3 separate regions of the Mus musculus genome follow, and all the other regions are linked to region 2. The links are chromatin contacts, found by Hi-C or POLR2A ChIA-PET in ENCODE. All regions are on one chromosome and are shown on one strand. The core of a region is the stretch at or near the end of the contact, and the rest is flanking DNA. Distances in the headings are between cores, read along the strand shown. Region 1 has its middle 6.3 kb from the start of Gm45202. Region 2 holds the start of Sema4b (sema domain, immunoglobulin domain (Ig), transmembrane domain (TM) and short cytoplasmic domain, (semaphorin) 4B). Region 3 holds the start of Ngrn (neugrin, neurite outgrowth associated).

The links. Hi-C counts contacts between places; a loop is a spot of excess contacts on that map. ChIA-PET counts read pairs that join two places held with the same protein, here RNA polymerase II (POLR2A).
Region 1: a loop to region 2 is called in a map of CH12.LX, with 2.0 times the contacts of the local background. The contact joins the enhancer-like site here to the promoter of Sema4b in region 2. A Hi-C loop is called at or near these places in 7 of 37 maps with a recorded cell type or tissue (CH12.LX, T-helper 1 cell, T-helper 2 cell and 2 more). POLR2A ChIA-PET finds 5 or more read pairs at or near these places in 4 of 5 experiments (Patski and embryonic stem cell).
Region 3: POLR2A ChIA-PET joins it to region 2 with 30 read pairs in embryonic stem cell. The contact joins the promoter of Ngrn here to the promoter of Sema4b in region 2. POLR2A ChIA-PET finds 5 or more read pairs at or near these places in 4 of 5 experiments (Patski and embryonic stem cell).

Annotation. Positions count from the first base shown.
Region 1 is chr7:80,159,496-80,163,042 of GRCm38, forward strand. No RefSeq gene overlaps it. Among named protein-coding and RNA genes, the nearest start is that of Gm45202, 6.3 kb to the left of the region's middle. Within about 2 kb of position 1,561, at least 1 of the 3 ENCODE cell types and tissues checked has a DNase peak (open chromatin) inside an H3K27ac peak, as active enhancers do; it is heart, where a contact is called at or near this core.
Region 2 is chr7:80,196,707-80,200,470 of GRCm38, forward strand. It overlaps Sema4b (sema domain, immunoglobulin domain (Ig), transmembrane domain (TM) and short cytoplasmic domain, (semaphorin) 4B), which reads left to right and starts at 1,882. Exons shown (of 14, transcript NM_001360135.2): 1 at 1,882-2,064. The coding sequence starts at 1,947.
Region 3 is chr7:80,259,524-80,262,836 of GRCm38, forward strand. Ngrn (neugrin, neurite outgrowth associated) reads left to right here and starts at 1,692. Exons shown (of 3, transcript NM_031375.4): 1 at 1,692-1,900; 2 at 2,298-2,408. The coding sequence starts at 1,737. Ttll13 (tubulin tyrosine ligase-like family, member 13) reads left to right here. Exons shown (of 15, transcript NM_177765.3): 14 at 1-170; 15 at 806-1,298. The coding sequence ends at 1,002.

The DNA.
Region 1 (3,547 bases), core at 311-2,810, 38 kb before region 2:
GGCATGGGCCCAGCCAGTAAGCCACAAGCCAGTGAGCCGCAGGCCCAGACCACACATTTGATCCACATAGTAGTTTTCAGAAGTCAGAATCAGTTGAAGGTTTTTGTTATTGTTTGTTTTCAACATTTATTTAGTTTATATGTATGCATGTTTTGCCTGCATGTGTAACTGTGTGCCACATGTATACCTGGTGCCCATGGAGGCCAGAAGAGAGTATCAGATGCCCTGAAACTGGAATTTTAGAAGGTTTCAGGCTACCATGTCCTCTGCTGGGAATCTAACCCAGGTCCTCTGAATGAAAAGCCAGTGTCCTTAACCACTGAGCCATCTCTCCAGCCCCCAGTCACTTGCTTATAACACTAGGTCTTAAGTGGCCCAGGCTGGTCTTGACTTTACTAAGTAGTTGAGGATGGACTTGAACTACTGCTATTGGTGGCTCCTCCTGAGCTGAGATTACGGGCATGTGTGGATAACACACTTGGTTTCTAGGGTGTCAGAGATGGAAGCTGGGGCTTCCTGGCATGCTGGCTAAGCAATTGACCAACTGAGCCATGCCTCTAGCTCCAAGAATCAGATGAAGTTTAAATGCCTTGCCCAAGGTCACAGGGCTAAGACACACCGGTTCCAGAATCTATTATATTTTCAGTTCTTTGCACCTCATGACCTTGGATTGGTCACCTAACCTGTTTACAGCTCCATTTCCTAATCTGTGAAATGGGGGTGATCACGACACCTGCCTTGGGTGTGTTAGGAGGCTTCAGAAAATGACCGGCTTGATCCCATCAGTGCATGGCTGGTGTTGGTATTGTTGACATTATAGCATGAGACCTCCCACGGGGTCATGAGTTGGCCACTCCTTGTTGCAAGAGAACCAGATCCCGTGGGAGCCCCTTTGCCCGCCCAGCTGCTCCTAAAACTCGGTGCAGGTGCCTGGGAAAGTTTACAGTGGAATCAAGGGAACAAAGACTCCAGGTGCTCAGATGGCCAATGCGTGGCTGGCTGGAGGCCAGTTTCCTGCTCAGATTGCTCATGCTCAGGCTCAGGGAATTCACCCTTCTTCCGTGCCCCTGCCTCTGCCAACTGAGGGCTGAGGGCTAGGCTTGGGAACACAGGGCAGGATCCAGCTTGGACCATGTACTTCCTTTCTGGGATCAGTCTCATTGGTTGAAGCAGGAGGTCCTGGGGCATAGAAGAACCCTTGCAGGTTCTCCTTTCTGCTCAGTGGCCTTGGGAAGACTCTGGGGATTGGCTTTGGAGCTAGAGACCAGGGCTCTGCGGCTGGAATCAGAGATGATGCTTCAATGCCAGCTGGAGAATGGAGCATGAGGGTGCCCTAGGGCAAGCCAGCCAGGCTCTGTGTGGCTTGGTTTTCCTACTGTTTAGTTGGAGGGTTGAGTGTGGTTGTGGCTAATGACTGTGCCAGGCTGGCAAATTCCCTTATGTTCTGCACAAAGCCTCCAGGAAAGGAAACTTCCAACCCCAGTGGAGCACAAACTCGCTCAAATCTGAAAGGTCCTTCAAGCCTGCTGCAAGTCCCAGCCTGCTCCCTGCCCCCAATCTCTACCCCTGCCCCACCCTAATGGGCTCCTAGCCATCAGTCTGCACCATGCTCACGTGGTCAGAGTGGTCACATGCCCTGGGATTTTTTTTACTCTCTGTCCCCTTCTCCGGAACACTTGGTGCCCCAGGTCTTCCTGCGGCTGTCCTTCTCGCTACGCCGCTCAAGCGAGTTCTTGGGTGTTAACCTCTTTTATTTACTTACTTTTTAATTTATTTATTTATTTTTGAGACAGGGTTTCTCTGTGCAGCCCTGGCTGTCCTGGAACTCTGTAGACCAACCTGGCCTCGAACTCAGAGATCAGCCTGCTCTGCCTCTGCCTCTGCCTCTGCCTCTGCCTCTGCCTTCTGAGTGCGGGGGTTACAAGGCAGGCACCAGCAAAGCCACCTGTCTGATGCTCCTCACTCTCCATGCTTGCCGAGGGTCCATGTTCATGCTCAACAATTGTGGCAGTGCCAGCTGTGCCCACCCAAAGCCCAGCTAGCCTTCCGGCTGCTGCCTGCCCTCTCCCGGGAATCTCAGCTCATCAATGTCTGCTTCTCTGTTCTTTGTTATCTCTGGTGCCTCAGCAGTGCCTGGCAGCATAGGTATCCAGATACTTGCAGATCTCTGTAGTCTCCACCCGGAATCTAGTTTTAATGCTGACCCCCTCGTCTCCAACGCTGTGGGCAGGGGCCTGGAGCCATGACATGAAAGCTTTGTGGGTGTGAACCTGGGTTTCCAAATCACTTTCACAGGAGGAGTCTCATCAGTGCCTCATAGTAGCTCTGTTAGACAGGTAGGGCTGGATCATAAACTCCACTTCACACATAAGAAAATGGAAGCACCCAGAGGCTTATAGAACTTACCCAAGCCCCCTGGCCACTGGTTACTACTGGCCTCAGGTAACCAAGGGTCAGGAGTTAGGAAGCCATTCCCAGGATAGCAAGCCAGACATACGAGTAACTGAAGAACAGTCCACACGTTAAAGCCACTTTCCATCAGGTCACAATATAGAACTAATATATTTAGAATGACTTGAAGAGGAATAAGTATTCTGGCCTGAACTTTTCTGAGCTAAAACATGTTTTTTTAATAGATTAAAGAAAAAAAGGCAGCCTTAAGGGTCTGAGAAGAGACTGCCTCCCAGACTCCCTTGGACACAGAAATCTGCAGACTCTCAAGCCGATTACATAAAATACGGAGTATTTGTACAGCACTTGCACACATATGCTCACATACTTGAGATTGTCTCCAGATAACTTATAACACCCGATTAGATGTAAATCTGGCGGGGTGGAACACACCTGTAATCTCAGGAGTCAGAAGGCCGAGGCAGAAAGATCATAAGTTCAAGACCGGTATAGACCACATAAAGAGACCCTGTTTCAAACCCAAAGGAAAGCAAACCCACTATAAAACTTGGGGAACAAAATTCCTTCTGCAGACCTTTCCTTTTTGGGGGGGACGGAGGGTTTTTCTGCGTAGCCCTGGCTATCCTGGAACTCCCTCTATAGACCAGACTGACCTCAAACTCAGAGATCCACCTGCCTCTGCCTCCCAAGGGCTGGGATCAAAGGTGTCTACCTGCCACCACCGCCTGGCTCCTTTTGCTGGTTTGTAATCAAGACAAACTGGAGAGAGGGGGAGAGCTCCGCAGCGGCTAAAGGACATGAAGGAGACAAGGGGGGAAGGCAGTCACAGCTCTGTATGACAATTCACGCCTTTAGCTCCAGTGATTGGGAATCGGAATAGGATTGTCATGGGTTTTAGACCAGCCTGGGCTATATAGTGAGATTTAGTCTAGCCTGGGCTGCAGAGTGAGACCCTGTCTCAAAAGAAGCAAACCTATTAGTCTTGGAGTCAGAGGCTAAGAAAGCAGACAGGACTTTCCCCTGGTTGCAGGGGGCCAAGTCTTCGGCTTTGGCTGGGCGTAGGGAGCTCCTGCAGACCTCATCAAAGGCGTTAGAGCTGTCTATAAAAGGGGCAATGGGCCACCTGCCATGCTGT
Region 2 (3,764 bases), core at 632-3,131:
AATGAATCTGAGGCTGGAGTGATGGCTCAGCAATAAGAGCGCTGGCTGCTCTTCTGGAGGCCCCGGGTTCAATTCCCAGCATCTTCTTTTATTTATTTATTTATTTATTTATTTATTTATTATATGTAAGTACACTGTAGCTGTCTTCAGACACTCCAGAAGAGGGAGTCAGATCTCGTTATGGATGGTTGTGAGCCACCATGTGGTTGCTGGGATTTGAACTCAGGACCTTCAGAAGAGCAGTCGGGTGCTCTTACCCACTGAGCCATCTCACCAGCCCTCCCAGCATCTTCATAACTGGAGTCAGGAACTCCAGTTCCAGGGAGTCTCAAACCCTCACACTGACAGATACATGTAAAAAAAAATTTTTTTTTTTAGACAGGATATCTCTGTGTAGCCTTGCTGTCCTGGAACTGGCTCTGTAAAACTCAAGAGATCTTCCTGCTTCTGACTCCCAGGTTGATGGGATTAAAGGCCTGGGCTACAGGCCTGACCTTGAAACAGTATTTAAAGTGCTATTTATTTCATGTGCATTGGTGTTTTGCCTGCATATATATTTTATGTTACACACACAAACACACAGGTCAGAGGTCACAGCTTGTGGAGTAGACTCTGTCTACTGTGTTTGAGAAGAGATTAACAGGAGGAAAGGAAGCAGCAGTTAGAGCAGAAACAGTACATTTCAGATGATGGGTTAACCAGTGCAATTGGACATGTGGCATATGAGAAAAGACACGAGACTGTAGAAGGATGTCAGGGTGGTGACAGTACAGGAGTTGTGGAGCATGGGGAAGTCTGGATGTAAGAAAGAAGACCTGAGACCATCCAAGAGCTTGTCTGCTCTGACTGCCACCTGCCTGTGGGGGTGGGGAGGAGAGTAGAAAGATGTGGCTCTGGAACTGCCCACATGGGCACACATGGGCAGCAGCGAGTGCAGTGTAGCTTCGACAACTGCAGAAAAGTCTGGGGGAAGTGGTTTCATTGCCACAAGAACAATGAACACATATTTTTAAGTTTTTAATTTTATCCATTCACCTAGGAAAAGCTGAAACGGGTTTCCAAAACCTTGATGTCTTTGTTGATCTCCCCCTCTTTATTTCCCTCTATTCCTTTGCTGTGGCTCCACCAAATTGACTTCAGATTGGGGTACCTGCGGGTGGATACCTCTGGCGTCTCATTCCAGCCTTAGGGAATCCTTTCCTATGCTCAGCCACGTGCTGGTTGTGGGGGGGAAGGTCTAGCCTCTTTGGCAGTGCAGTCCGTGAAATCCTAATTATCCCACTTGAACTGATTCTGCGCCGGCCCCGGGCTTCGCGTGGACAGAATTCTAAGCATGGACAACCGAGCAGAGTATCTAGATTCTAGACCATGCATAGACCTCTCGCGGAAGTAAGACTGGAAAGCTACCAGTCTCCGTCTCAGAGTCTGCACAGCTCCCAGAGCGGGGGTGGGGGTAGGTAGGGGGCATGTGGGGCAGGGTTCCCGGGAGCCGGAAGGAGGGCGGGTCCGTGCGGCTTTGCGAGCTCCTCGGTCTCCGGGCTTCAGGTCCCCAGGCTCTGCTCCGCTCCCCCTCCCCCCCAGTGCCCCAAGTCGGGTGACTCGATCCAGCGCCCCTCGTACTTCAGCGCCCAGGAAGGAGGAAGGGGAAAGAGCTGGGCAAGGACCAGCTAGGAGGCCCGCCTACCCGTCGACTTCCTGCTCCGCGCCCTCCTCCCTGCGGCGAGAGCGCGGGGCTTTCACCCGCAGCACTGGGCAGAGGGAGCCTACGGTGCGGCGGCCCACGTGACCACCTTCCCTGCCGCCCACCCCCAGGTCCAGAGGCGGAGGCCGAGGGAAGGACTCCGGGCCGAACCGCGGGGCGGGGCTCCAGCCTGCGATTCCACTTGAGCAACCTGAGCCGGAGGAGGACGCCGCTGCCTGCTGCGGTCCGAGCTCCACGCGCCGCGATGGGCCGGGCGAGCCGCTCCGCTGTCCTGCGGCGCGCGCTGCTGCTGCTGCTGCTACTGCTGCTGCTGCGGACGACGACTACGCGGGCGCTCGGCCCCCGGATCAGTGTGCCGCTGGGTAAGTGCTATGGGGCGCGGCAGAAGGAGGGGAGCGCGGGCAACGAGATGCTTGGTGGGGTGGCCACGACAAAGGAGAGGTTGAGGTCCACTAGGACCAGGAAAGCAGTTGTGGTCAAAGCGAAAGAGGAGGGAAAGCTAGGGAGCTGAGAGCCCTTTTCTTCCATTTTCTATCTGGACTTGGAGAGGGCCGCTTTCTTGCTCGGTTGCAGCTGCTCTTGCTCGGAGGGAGCACACTCGGCACTAGGGGCCTCAGGTGCCAGCCATCCTGCCTACTCATTTACTTGTCTTTGATGCTGACCAGAGTCAGCCTTGGAGCCACCAACGGCACGGGGCTGAGGGCACTGCTGCTGGCCGTGCTATAAACTCTGGGCTTATGATATTCTCAGTCAGCCACAGCAGAGCCTGGAGTTTGGCGGGTGGGTGCCAGGTCTTTCCTCCCTGCCGGCCCATCTCTGACTGATCGACCTGGAGAATTCACCCCCTACTCCAAACACAGGGACTTGGAAACTGACATTGCGAAGACCCATCTGTACCCTGTCTAGAGGGGCCTGAGGGTATCACCCTGGTGGGCCACATTCCTTTTTTGGTGGTTTACAGCTGCCCCTGGCTGCCTGTGTTTCCAATCCTCCACTCATTCTTTACTTCCCTTAGTCTGATCGCCCCTGAACCTTTTCCAGGGAACCTCAACGTTTGGAATTCTAGGGACTTAGCCCAGTAAGTACTTCCTACTGCCCGCACTCCAGCTTCCTCCCCTGCAAAGTCGCCTCAGGCTTAGATACCTTGCAAAGTCATCTTGGGAAATTCATAAAACTTGGTGCATTCGGAGGGCATCAGGCACATAGGTGCCAACAGACAATGTTTGGCCAAACCCCTCTAAATTGCAAACTGTCACTGTGAGTTAGTGCATAAATTAGAGGTTACAGACTAAAACTCTACCAGACTTCCTACTCCATATTTGCATCCCCACCCCTAAAAGCATCCCATTTGCAAAAGGATAGAATCAGCTCTTCAGTTAAGGCCCCTAACAGGATCTCAGTCCCTTATCCAAAACATTGTTGGTAGCTCAAGTTCAAATCCTGTCTCAGCCACTTAGTTCCCACATGACCTTAAGTAAACAACTTCTCTGTGCCTTGATTTCTTCATCTGTAAAATGGGATATTAGCGCCTTGCTCAAGGCGCAGCTCATTACCAGTTGCAAAGTCCTTAGGATAGGGCTTGGTACAGAAACCTCTCAGCGGGTGTTTGCTGTCATTCTTGTTATGTTAAACTCGGACCACTCCTGCATGGAACTGGGTGGTTCGCTGTGGGTGGGGATGGTTCTAGAGTTCACTGCTGCTCCTTGGGAGTTCTGTTCTTGAAGTGAGAAATGACTGAAATCGGAACCCAGGACTGATGCTCTGCCACTTTAAAACACTTACTTAGCTTGTGTGTGGGTGTAAGGGCACACGAAAACATGACGTACATGTGGAGGTCAGTGAGGTCAGAGGGCAGCTGGTGAAATCCTCCCTCAGCCGTGTGGATCTCAGGACCTAAGCTCAGGTCCTCAGGTTTGGTGTCAAAAATCCCTTTCCCTGATGCGCCACCTCCCCATGACCCCCTCACCTTGTTGACCCAGGGTGGAGGTATGAGCTAGGTATGGAACCTGTCCTGTGTTAGGTGTGTTAGGCTCTGAGCCATACATACCCCTTGCTGCTTCTG
Region 3 (3,313 bases), core at 442-2,941, 63 kb after region 2:
AGGGCCGCTATCAAGCATCAATCCCGCAATTGCACAGCATTCCCGGTACCATCTTCAGCCCAAGAACTTCAACTGGATAGGAGATTCAGCAGCCACGGGCCCCTGTTCATTGTCAATGAAGAAATCTGGGAGGCACTATATTTCCAGCTCTAGAGTCAGGCTCACTAGCCGTAAGTATTCAAAAATAGCCTTGGTCACTTTTGACTGGTGTAAATTCCTAGTAGCAAATGTTACAGCTGGGCTGCTCCTAGGATACAAAGTGGCATTCCTGGTAGTATAGGCATGGGGGGAAGGCAGTGGACCCGTTTATTTACTTGCTTCTATCTAGTGACCCTGGTGATAGAGATGACAGACCAATTCCAGCCCTCAACCAAGGTTAACAGGGAAATGGACATGTAAACAGGCTAATTAAGATCCAGTGTGGTAGAGATGCTAGAGGGAAGCATGGGATGCCAGTCTTGTGTGTTACTGGAGCACAGATGGGAAAGAGGTGAGAACATCTCTTTTGTGGGTACTACAACTTAGTGGGGGTCCATGTCTCTACTGCAGAAGGCCAAGCCAGCAGAAGGCTAGAAGCCATAAACAGAGCCCTGTCAGGATCAGTGCCACCCACTCTAACCCCAAGGCAGGGCTATCTTCTGCAGCCCAAAAGACAGGAAAATGGCTCATGGACTGAATGCTGCACCTTGCCCTCCATGGTAAACTCTGAACACAGAGGAAGCAAGGCTGGGGATCTTCCCCTATGCCCTGCCTCTGCACCAGTACTGCAGCATTCCAGCCCACTCCTCAACATCATCCAACACAGGTAAAAGAAGGAAAGCCCAGCACTCAACCAAAACAGCAAATGGTCTTCAATCTTTGCTAATTGAAAGACTGCCAACAAGTTCCAGATTGAAAAGCTCTGGCCAGGACCTTTGTTTGCAAAAGGCAAAAAACACGGAGACACCAAGAGTTCTTCAACATTCTAAGATTCTTTGGGGATCGGTAAAGACTAAAAGATGAAGAGCTAAGGCCAGCTTGTATGCATCGCTGCTCACCAAGCCTTAGGCTGAGTTTATCCCTAAGCGATGGGTCTGAACCCTGGGTATGGCTTGGGGCTGGAGGTCACTGGGCAACAAGGAATTCCTTTCCCGGAGGAGTCAAAAGCGACTACGGTGTAGTCGCCATCAGAAGATTGCTGAGGGTACGCCCTTCCTGCCACAGTGGCAGAATCAGGCAGGCCTGGGCAGCCTGTGCCAGAGGGGCGGCTCTGGGCAACTGAACCCGTCTTTTTATTAAAGTTTATGTCGTTTTCCAGGCGCGTGCTGTACCTCCTTTCGATCCTCCCGTCTGAGGCAAGCTCTTCTCATAGTTACAGCAGGGACGCCCAGCCCAGCCTGGTGACTAAGGCCTGTAGTTCCAATTACTTAGGAAGTTGAGACAAGATGATGAATTTAAGGCTAGGACAATTTAGACCGTTTCAAACATTTTTTCCTTTTTAATGGCTAGGGAGATAGCTCAGTGGCAGTAGCTTGCCTAGCATGTACAAGGCCCTAGCTTGGCTCCCCAGCACCACAAAACCAAAATCAGCAGGAAAGGGTGGGTAACTGGACAATACAAGGACAGCCCCCGCCCACCCAGGAAACGAAAAGCGTAGGATACCGTCTAACTTCCGGTTATTCCTTTCTGCTTCCGGGTTCGCCCTCCCACTTCCGGTGCTTTCCGGTCGCGAGCTGTAGATACCACCTCGCGTCGCAATGGCGCTCTCTCTGAGCCTCTTTTTGGGCGGTCGTGTCCGCACCTCTCTCGCTCGCTGTGGGTTCGCGTCCCAGGTCATGGCGGGCCCGGGTTCTGTCAGCTGCGAGCCGGACCCCGATTCCGACTGGGAGCCGGAGGAGCGGGAGCTCCAGGAGGTGGAGAGGTACCTGCTTCGTGGCGAGCCCTCAGCCTGGAGTTAGGCTTCGCGCCCCGGCGTTCCATGCGCCCCCCCCCAGCTCCGGGCGTCCGGCAGCCGCGTCTGCACAGGCTCTAGTTTCTTCTCATCCGTTGTCTAGGGCACAGGGGCAAGTGATCAGCTCCCTTGACACCCTAGGTCCCGTTGCTTAGTGACGTGTTTCATCACCCGTTAGAGAGTTCGGCATGCTTACGTTCAGGTGCTGTAGGTGTTAGGTTTCTGGGGGCAGTGCACCCAGAGTGCTTTAACCTGGCAGACATGCGGTCAGACGAGAGGGCTGAGCTCTCCAAGATTTAGTTGGATGCTTTTTGAAACACTAGTCTTGCTTCCAAGCTCGGCTTTTGCCATTGGTTCTTTCCCCCAGCGCTTTGAAACGTCAGAAAAAAGCAATGCGATTCCAGAAAATACGAAGGCAAATGGAGGCTCCAGGTGCACCACCCAGAACACTGACGTGGGAAGCCATGGAGCAGATCCGGTGAGACGTTGCTTACAAAATGGGATTTACCTTTTGGGGGATTTTAAGTATTTAGTATTATTGCCTTTAAAATAGAAAGCGTCATAATAAGGAACTTCCTAAACCTGTCCAGAATTTTGTTTGTTTTGCGATGCTGGGATCAGCACAGGGACTTGCTTATGGTCCACTGAGGTCATCACCTCCTAAGGACATACCTAGCTTGGTAGGTACATTATGGACAGTTGATTGAAGTTTGGAAAGCTCTTCTTTTGAGGCAACCTCATGTAGCCAGCTGACCTCCAGGACACTGTAGACAAGGATAGCTTTGAACTCTTGTCTTCCTGCCTCTGCCATCTGAGTTTTGTAATTGAGATTAAAAGTATGTACCAACGCTCCTGGATTTTTATTTTATTTATGTATTTGTTTATTTATTGACAAGACCGCTCTGTAGACCAGGTTAGCCTGGAATTCTTGGGGCAATTCTGACTCTGCCTCCCAAGTTCAGGGATTACACTGTGTATGAGTCACTACTCTTACTTGAAAGGCGTCTGAAACGAATTTTCTTTAAGGGGGCTGGAAAGATGGCTCAGTGGCTCAGTGGCTAAGAGCACTGACTGCTATTCAAAAGGTCCTGAGTTAGCTGGACATGGTGGCGCATGCCTTTAGTCCCAGCACTTGGGAGGCAGAGGCAGGCAGATTTCTGAGTTCGAGGCCAGCCTGGTCTACAGAGTGAGTTCCAGGACAGCCAGGGCTACACAGAGAAACCCTGTCTCAAAAAAAAAAAAAAAGTCCTGAGTTCAATTCCCAGCAACCACATGATGACTTACAACCATCTGTAATGGGATCTGATGCCCTCTTCTGGTATGTCTGAAGACAGATACAGTGCACTCATAAAATAAATAAAAATTTGTTTTTTGTTTTTTTAA